Regions from separate parts of the Homo sapiens genome. Here region 2 is linked to region 1. The links are chromatin loops, found by intact Hi-C in ENCODE. Cell type or tissue: Caco-2. All regions are shown on one strand.

Region 1 (5,000 bases):
CGGGCACTTCCAGCGTCCTGGCTCTTGGCATTGTCCGTCTTAACCTTATTTACATGGAGTTCTTTGTATTTGTGAATCTGTTTAACTGGTTTGAGTTTACCAAAGAGTGACTTATCCAAAATTGTCTTTGACAAAAATATCCATTGCTTTGATTGTACAGTTCAGGTTCAAACATTGTAATGGGACTGTTAAGGGGCAGAAAATTGATTGAGTTTCTCTCTAAGAATCATGATTCCACATTTTGCAAGTTCCACTTGCTCCCATTCGTGTTGCTAACACTTTACCCTTTCCACTGCTCGCAGTGTTAAGAATGAATTCTCAAGCCATAACACAGTACTGTAAAGTTCCGCAGGGCTTCGAGGGAGGCAGCGCCTAGGCCAGCACGGAGCTGTGTAGCCTCTCTGAGCGTTCGCACTGTCATGCTTCCCAGGGGTGTGACTGGTGAGAGATTAACTCCATTCAGATCGGGCAGCAGCAATTAATTGTGCCTTGCCGCATGAGGATGTGTCAGGAGGATTAACATGACCACAGAACCGAAACATTCTCTCCCTGAAGTTCACTTCACGTCTCCGCAGACGAAGTACGCTGTGTAACTCCTTAGAGCAACTCTTTTTGGAAAGCAAAGTCCCTATTTCTGTACAGTTTTAGGTTAGGTGTTTCATTTATAACAGATGCAGAAATCAATTAAGATAAAGTGATATGTGAAGAAATCTTTTACAGTAAAATATATCCTGAATTCATATAGGCTTGTTCATAATTGAGTCTCTTCTTGAGCTACCTTTTCAATATTAGACAATGTGAAGACAGTGACAGCGTCCTTTTCTAGAGATATTTAGCCTGTTATTACAAACTGTGAAGACAAAGAATTTTATACTTTTACTAATGTTTGTGGTTTTAAACAGTTATTTTCATTCTAATCAGTTCTCTACCCTCTAATTTCTACTAAAGCTGTAAATACATTTAGAAATTATATTTGTAAATACAGTATATGGAGACAAGTTAATTTTTTGGTCAGTGGAAAAAGCCTCCCAACCAATTGGCCCTGCCTTGGCAGTTGTGTTTTTTGTTGTTGTTGTTGTTGTTTTAGTTTAGTTTTTTTTTTTAAACAGCAGAAAGGATACTGTCGGTTCACTGTTGAGCAGAATATACTGTAGAACGAAAATGATAATTTTTAAATCTTCCAGAGCATGAGTAAATGTCTTTTCTAATGATAGCAAATATAACCAACTCTTTGTTTTTCCCTTAGCCCAGACCATATAGACCTGCGTATTTTGTGTGTGGTTTTGTTTTTATTTTTGTTCTTACAGCCTAGACCCTAGGAAAAATTTGCAGGAACACGAAACAAGGGCTGGGGGGAAAATCATCTATGTGAATGAGCTTTACTTTAAAGAGATCAATGTATTTTATTTTATCAACTTTTTCTCTTAGTTACTGTGATTTTTGTTGTTGTTGTCCTCGTTATTGTTAAATTCTGTAATGGTTTCCTGTGAAGCCTCCACTGAAAGGGACTCAAATATGCAACACCTAAACTATTTTCCAAGGGCACATGCCCCTTGAATGGTGCTTCTAGACTGGTCAGGGTTATTTATTAAATTTTATATATGAAAGTATTGGGGAATTATGTAAATTCTTTATATGAAACTATCTAGTTCATAAATCATAGATTTCATATTACTCAGTGCAACTGAACTAAAAGTTCAGAAAAGTCATTCACATTGTTCCAAATTTGTAATGGTTGTCACATGTCACATGCGTCTTTTTCAGTAAGTGCCAGAGTGTTCCCACTGTTTCTGCCCAGTGCTTGACTTCTCGGCCCGGAAGAGAACCTGCTTTCTCTGGTTTCCTTCCTGAGTCTGGCACAGACGGGGCTATTGTAGTTCTTGATCAAGTCCTGGAGTCAGCCTTGCCTGGCTCTCCTTGTAGCAGATTCAGTCCACAGACCTCTTGCTGCCCCTCAGTGACAAGTATGCTGTGAATTCAACCTTTGGACTTGCTGCCCAAGCCTTTGGTTGCTGCCCTGACTATTGTAAGAGGTAAACTTACCTGGTTTGTTTGAGAATGACCATTTTCCTAATGTGAAAACCATCTCTCTCACCACTTTTATTAGTAGGGCTAACATTTTTTTCCGTTATAAATGGTTGAGCAATTTGAATGACTTAACACAGTGTCATTATCTTGCAATATAAACTGGTAACCTCACAACTCCACACTTCATCACCATATGAAGTAAATGAAGCTAGCTAAGCGGATGCTGTATCAACTAGTAACTTGCCATTAAGGATTATTTTATAGCATGAATTTAAGACTATTTATTCAAATGATATTTTACTCTTGTATTCACTTTGTTTTAGATTTGTGACATGAATATTTCAGTGCTGCTTAATTTTGTTCTGAATTCTTGTTTCTTGCTTGTAAATGGCTTTTTTATGGTATAAATAAAGTCAATGGACATTGCTGTTTGTAAATAAAAATGCTGCTAGAGCAAATGTGCTGTGGTCTCCCTCTGCGTGGGCCCCCTGAGCTTCGGTGAGTGTCAGTGGCTCTGACAAACATCTGCAGTGTCATAGTTTCTGTAATCACTGTTTTTGAAAGGTGAGGGTTTCCTAAGAAGCTCTTGTGCCACCATCGTGCTGAAAAGAAGAGAAAGAAGCGAGTATATTTCTGACCTCTTGTGTGGCGACTGAATTGTCGGCCTCGGTCTGCACCCAGGCACCCCCAGAACAAATCGTGAATCCCTGCCCCTCGCGCCTGCAGAGAATATCTCTTGCTCAGTCGTCCACAAAGGGTGGGGTTGCCCAGGCTCTTCTGTCTCCACTCAGCCAGTTAACTCCCCCTCCTCCTCCAGGTTCCAGCCCAGGGACCCCTCTTCCCACCAGCAGCCCTCCAGGTCAGGCCCCTCTAACATAGCATTTGTTGAACTGTGTTCCTGCTCTTTGGAGCACCTATTTCAGTTTGTAATAGGATATTCATTAGCGAGATGATTCAGTTAGTATTTCTGCCTCTAACCTGGAGGCGCCCTGACAGCAGGGATTACAAACTCTTTTCTCTCCCTCAAGTATCCTCAGCACAGGACCCGGCACCACAGTAGGCACTCGGCAGTGTTCGTTGAGTGAATGAGCTAATGCGTGTCTCCCGAAGGTCGCACGAGGCAGTGTGGCTGGGATGCAGGCAAGATTGACCTCAGCTCCTGTGGGGCTGCGAGGTGACCTGCTCCTTACCCGTGAGTAACGGCTGCTGTTAAAGCAAATGCTCAGCAGGCCTCCTCTAGGGTGAGATGGGCGGTGATGGTGCACAGCAGGAAAGGTCCGTACAGGAACCAGCTTCACCTGCTAGCTAGGGGCCCGGGGATTCCTGAGGGAGGCAAGGGAATGCTGGAGAAAGTGCATGGGCTAGCATAACTGAAGGCCTGGCTGTCATCCCTGCCTTTGACTGTGACTTTTAGCAAGCCACCTACCTTCGTTAGCCCCAGTTTGACTCTGGTGACTCTGAAATGTGAGGCAATGGCTTCTGATGAATTTGCTTACTCCCTAAGGCCGGAAAAGTAGCGCCACATCAAGAAACGGGCGAGCTTCTTCTCCAGCAGGGTTCGAGGAATATCCCAAGGGCGTGGGGTCCTGGAAATAGGAGCATCAACTGAGGCCAACGCACTGAGTCGGAGCAGATGTTGTGTAGACCGCACTGAACAGCATTGCTGGCAAAGGCCATTGGCAGTCGTTGGCTCATCTTTCATTTGTCCTGATGTCAGACCTATCTTTACTCTGGTTTCTTCCAATTATAATTCATACAATTGTTGGCCAAGCCTGGGTGGCTTCAGGGATGCTTATTAATATTATAATGTCACAGGACAACCACTAATCCCCAATTGTCTGCTAGTCTTCACCTCTGTTTCCTGGACCATTTCCCTCAAGCTCCTCAATCCTCAGTGGCTGTTTTTTTGTTTTTTTTTTTCCTGAGACAGGGTCTTGCTCTGTCACCCGGGCTGGAGTGCAGTAGTGCGGTCACAGCTTTCTGCAGCCTCCACCTCCCGGGCTCAAGCAATCCTTCCACTTCAGCCTCTTGAGTAGCTGAGACTACAGGTGCACGCCACCATGTCTAATTTTTAATTTTCGTAGAAATGGGGTCTCATAACGTTGCCCAAGCTGGTCTCAAACTCCTGGGCTCAAGCGATCCTCCTGCCTCAGCCTCCCAAAGTGTTGGGATTATAGGTGTGAGCCACGTTGCCTAATTTTTTTTGTTGTTGTTGTTTTTAGACGGAGTCTCGCTCTGTCACCCAGGCTGGAGTGCAGTGGCGCGATCTCGGCTCACTGCAAATTCCGCCTCCTGGGTTCATGCCATTCTCCTGCCTCAGCCTCCCGAGTAGCTGGGACTACAGGTGCCCGCCACCACGCCCAGCTAAGTTTTTGTATTTTTAGTAGAGATGGGGTTTCACCGTGTTAGCCAGGATGGTCTCAATCTCCTGACCTCATGATCCGCCTGCTTCGGCCTCCCAAAGTGCTGGGATTACATGCGTGAGCCACCATGCCCAGCCTGATTAATTTTTAATTTTCGTAGAGATGGGGTCTCGCTATGTTGCCCAAGCTGGTCTCAAACTCCTGGGCTCAAGCAATCCTCCTGCCTTGGCCTCCCAAAGTGTTGGGATTATAGGTGTGAGCCACCTTGCCTGGCTCAATGGCACTTATTAAACATCTCCTATGAGGTTTTCCTTTGGTTTTTCACAGCAGACCAACCTTGCACATCTTTTGTCAGCATATGGGGCTCACAACTTCAGAACACAAAAGAAATGGCAGAGAGGCGACGGTGAAGGAAAGGCATTACAGACCACATCAACTTGGGATCATGCATGGACCCTGTGCTGTGTGGTTGCTGTGCTTTGCCTGGCCAAAGATGTACAATAAAGCTCACTGCTCTAGCACTCACTGGTGCCTGCAACACTGGTGTATGTGTGTTTTATTTTTTGAGACAAGATCTGTGTCATTCAGGCTGGAGTGCAGTGGTATGAT
Region 2 (5,000 bases), 62 kb before region 1:
TGAGGCAGGAGAATTGCTTGAAGGCAGGAGGCAGAGGTTGCAGTGAGCTGGGATCGCACCACTGCACTCCAGCCTGGGCAACAGAGCAAGACTCTGTCTTTAAAAAAAAAGAAAAAAAGAAACACAAAAAAAATGTTTTGGAAAGGATTCACTATTCTAGATGCCGTTAAGAACATTCGTGATTGGTGGGAGGAAATCAAAATATCAGCCTTAACAGAAGTTGATTCCAACCCTCATGGATGACTTTGAGGGGCTCAAGACTTAAGTGGAGGAATTAATTGGAGATGTAGTGGAAATAAATAGCAAGAGAAATAGAATTAGAAGTGGAGCCTGAAGATGGGACTGAATTATTGCAAAGGCATGGTAAAACTTGAGTGGATGAGAAGTTGCTTCTTAGGGATGAGCAAAGAAAATGGTTTCTTGAAATGGACTCTACTCCTGGTGAAGATGGTGTGAACATTATTGACAACAAAGGATTTAGAGTAAGCTTTTCTAACCTGTGGCCCCCAGGACGGCTTTTCTAACCTGTGGCCCAGGATGGCTCTGAATGTGACCCAACACAAATTCATAACCTTTCCTAAAACATGAGATTTTTTTTCTTTTTTTGAGACAGAGTTTCTCTTGTCTCCCAGGCTGGAGTGCAATGGCACGATCTTGGCTCACTGCAACCTCCGTCTCCTGGGTTCAAGCAGTTCTCCTGCCTCAGCCTCCCAAGCGATTACAGTCGCCCACCACCACACCCAGCTAATTTTTGTATTTTTAGTAGAGACAGGGTTTCACCATGTTGGCCAGGCTGGTCTCGAACTCCTGACCTCAGGTGCTCGCCCGCCTGGGCCTCCCAAAATGCTGGGATTACAGGCATGAGCCACCATGCTCGGCCGAGATTTTTTTTTTTTTTTTTTTTTTTAAAGCTCATCTGCTATGGTTAGTGTTAGTGTGTTTTATGTGCAGTCCAATTCTTCCACTGTGGCTCAGAGAAGCCAAAAAATTGGACACCCCTGATTTAGAATATAAACTTTATTGATAAAGCATCAGCAGGATTTAAAAAGATTGACTCAAATGTTGTGAAAGAAGTTCTGTGGGCAAAATGTTATCAAACAGCATTGCATGCTACAGAGAAATCTTTTGTGAAAGAATCAATTGATGTGGCAAACTTCACTGTTGTCCTATTTTAAGAAATTGGCAGGCCAGGCACGGTGGCTCATGCTTATAGTTCCAGCACTTTGGCAGGCTGAGGCAGGCGGATTGCTTGAGCCCAGGAGCTCAAGACCATCCTGGGCAACATGGTGAGACCCTGTCTACAAAAAATACAAAAATTAGCTGAACATGGTGATGCATGCCTGTAGTCCAGCTCCTTGGGAGGCTGAGGCAGGAGAATTGCTTGAGCCCAGGAGGTCAAGGCTGCAGTGAGCCGTGATCACATCACTGCATTTCATCCTGGGCAGCAGAGCGAGACCCTATCTTGGGAAACAAAAAAGAAAGAAAGAAATTGCTACAGCCACCCTACCGTTCAGCAGTCACCACCCTGATCAGTCAGCAGCCATCCACTCAAGGTAAGACCCTCTACCAGCAAAGGGATTACAACTGGCTGAAGGCTCAGATGATTGTTAGCATTTTTCAGCAATAAAGTATTTTTAAATTAAGGTGAGTACTTTTTTTTTTTTAGACATAATGCTATTGCACACTTAATAGACTACAGTATGGTGTAAGCATTACTTTTATATGCACTGGGATACCAAAATTTATGTGGCTCACTTTATTATGGTGTTTATTTTATTGCGGTGTTCTTGAACTGAACCAACAATATCTCTGAGGTATGCCTGTATATGTCTTTATAGCAGGCTTAACTGGTTTATAATGTTGTTCAAGTCTTCTATTTCCTTATAGATCTTCTGTCTGCTTTTTTCTATCAATTCTTGAAAGTGGGGTATTGGAGTCTCCACCTATTATTATAGAACTGTCTATTCCTTCCTTCAATTTTATCCACTTTTACTTCATATATTTTAGAGTTATCTTGTTAGGTGTGTATATGTTTATAATTGTTATATTTTCTTGATAGATTGAACCTTTTTACTCAACATATAATTCTTTGTCTCTTGTAACCTTTTTTGACTTAAAATCGATCATTTCTAATAATATAGCCATCTCAGGCCATTTTTTGTTGTGCTTACCTGGAATATCTTTTTTCATCCTTTTCCTTTCAGCCTCTTTGTGTCGTTATATCTAAAGTGAGTCTCATGCTCACCTCGGCAGCACATACACTAAAGTGAGTCTCTTGTAGACTGCATGTAGATGAGTCGTTTTTTAATCCAGTTACTGACAAGGAAAGATTCACTTTACAATTTAGCTATTTGTTTTCTGTATGTCTTACATGTTTTTTATTCCTCAATTCTTCCATTATTGCCCCCATCCTACTTTTTATTATTTAGGGGTTTTGGGTTTGTTTGGCAGTAAACCATTTTGATTCTCTTCTTTTTGTGTATGTTTTTAGTTATTTCCTTAGTAGTTACTTTGGGGTTTGCAATTAACATTTTAAACTTTTAACAACTTACCTTGAATAGTACCAACTTAGGTTTAGTACAGTCACAGCAAAGTTATCTCCTGTCCCTTCACCTTCATGTTGTCATTGTCACTGATTATATCTTTATATATTGTGTAATGTGTATTAACATAAATTTATAATTGTTTTATGCATTCATTAGCCTTTTAAATCATATAGAAACAAAAGAATTAAAAACCAAAAGTACAACAATGATGGCTTTTTTTTTTGAGACAGAGTCTCACTCTGTTGCCCAGGCTGGAGTGCAGTGGCGCAATCTCCGCTCACTGCAACCTCAACCTCCTGGGTTCGAGCGATTCTACTGCCTCAGCCTCCCAAGTAACTGGGATTACAGGTGCGCACCACCACGCCTGGCTAATTTTTGGTTTTTTGGTAGAAATGGGGTTTCACTTTGTTGACCAGGCTGATCACAACTTCTGACTCAAATGATCCACCTGCCTTGGCCTTCCAAAGTGCTGGGATTATAGGCATGAGCCACTGAGCCCAACCAGTGGTGACTTAATATTTACATAAGTAGTTAACCTTTACCAGCGGTCTTTGCTTTTTTATGTGGCTTTTCATTGTCTAGGGTTCTTTTATCTCAGCCTGAAGGACCCCTTTAGCATTTCTTGTAGAGCAAGTCTACAGGTAGTGAACATCCTTAGCTTTTGTTTCTCTGGGAATGTCTTAGTTTCTCCTTCATTCTTGAAAGGATACTTTTGCCAGATCTTAATTGACAGATTTCTTTTTTTAAGCGCTTTAAATAGATTGTCCTACTGCCTATGGCCTCCATATGGTTTCTGCTTATGGTTTCTGATGAAAAATTAGCTGTTAATTTTAGTGAGGATCTCTTTTACGTGACTAGGAGCTTCTCTCTTGCAGCTTTCAAGATTCTCTTTGGCTTTGGCTCTTTCTACAGTTTGACTATAATGTGTCTTTATCCTGCCTAGAGTTTGTTGAGCTTCTTGAATGTGTAGATTCAAATCTTTTATCAGTTTTTAGAAGTGTTTGACCATTATATATTTCTTCAAATTGTTTTTCAGCCCTTTTCTGTGCCTCTACTTCTGGAACTCCCATGATATGTATGATGGTGTCCCACAGGCACCTCAGGTTGTATTCATTTTTCTTTTGTGGTGGTGGTTGTTTTTGAGACAGGGTCTCACTCTGTCACCTAGGCTGGAGTATAGTGATGTGAATATGGCTCACTGCAGCCTCAACCTCCTGTACTCAAGTGATCCTCCCACCTCAGCCTCTTGTATAGCTGGGACTATAGATGCATGCCACCATGCCTGGCTATTGTATTTTTGGTAGAGACAGGTTCTCACTATGTTGCCCAGGCTGGTCTCGAACTCCTGGGCTCAAGTGATCCTCCCACCTCAGCCTCCCAGAGTGCTGGGATTACAGGCATGAGCAACTGTGCCCAGCCCATTTTTCTTCATTCTTCTTTCTTTCTGCTACTCAACTGGATTTTATTTACCTTATCTTTGAGTTTGTTGATTTTTTTTTTCCTTCTGCCTGCTCAAGCATGCCATTGAACCCCCTCTTATGAACAAGTAATTTCAGCTTGTATTAGTTTGGCAGAGCTACCGTAACAAAATACTACAGGCTGGGTGGCTTAAACAATGGAAATGTATTTTCTCACAGTTCTGGAAGTGGGCAGTCTGTGATCAAGATGTTAGCAGGTTTGGGTTCTTCTGTGGCCTTCTTCCTCAGCTTGCAGACAGCCTCCTTCTCACTGGGCCCATACAGAGTCTTTTCTTCGTGGTTGTGCATCCCTAGTGTCTCTGTGTGTGTCCAAATCTCACCTTATAGGGACACCCATCATACTGTGTTAGGGCACATCTAAATGGACTCATTTAGGTTAATTACCTCCTAAAGGCTCTACTTGTAAATATAGCCAGACTCTGAGGTACAGGGCATTACAGCTTCAATGTGTGAACTGAGGGGCAGCAGGGGAAATGCAGTTCAGCCCGTAATGCATCGTTGCACTTTTCAGCTCCAGCTTTTTCCATTTGGTTCCTTTTTATATTTTTTTTTTTTTTTTTTTTTGAGATGGCGCATCACTCTGTCGCCCAGGCTGAAGTGCAGTGGTGCCATCTCAGCTCACTGCAACCTCCTGCCTCCCGGGCTCAAGCGATTCTCATGCCTCAGCCTCCTGGGTAGCTGGGACTACAGGCTCATGACACCATGCCCAGCCAATTTTTTTTTTTTTTTTTGAGATGAAGTTTCGCTCTTGTTGCCCAGGCTGGAGTGCAGTGGACTGATCTTGGCTCACTGCAACCTCCACCTCCCGGGTTCAAGCAATTCTCTTGCCTCAGCCTCCCGAGTAGCTGGTATTACAGGCGCCCACCACCACGCCCAGCTTATTTTTGTATTTTTAGTAGAGATGGGGTTTCACCATGTTGAAGACTGGTTTGGAACTCCTGACCTCAGGTGATCCACCCATCTCGGCCTCCCAAAG

The links. Hi-C counts contacts between places; a loop is a spot of excess contacts. Peaks named below come from ENCODE experiments on the same cell type or tissue, not always from the same donor. Only the 100,000 strongest peaks of a DNase experiment are listed, where the experiment ranks them.
Region 2: it touches region 1 in a loop (9-fold over the local background); 1 of 110 quality-filtered maps calls a loop at or near these places.

Annotation. Positions count from the first base shown.
Region 1 is chr9:126,883,393-126,888,392 of GRCh38, forward strand. It overlaps ZBTB34 (zinc finger and BTB domain containing 34), which reads left to right. Exons shown (of 2, transcript NM_001099270.4): 2 at 1-2,486. Among named protein-coding and RNA genes, the nearest start is that of ZBTB34, 25 kb to the left of the region's middle. RefSeq lists enhancers at 183-758, 2,996-3,496. In Caco-2, no CTCF peak of the experiment used is centred here; a DNase peak (open chromatin) is centred at 1,949.
Region 2 is chr9:126,821,276-126,826,275 of GRCh38, forward strand. All of the region lies in intron 2 of ZBTB43 (zinc finger and BTB domain containing 43), which reads left to right. Among named protein-coding and RNA genes, the nearest start is that of ZBTB43, 19 kb to the left of the region's middle. In Caco-2, no CTCF peak of the experiment used is centred here; a DNase peak (open chromatin) is centred at 3,008.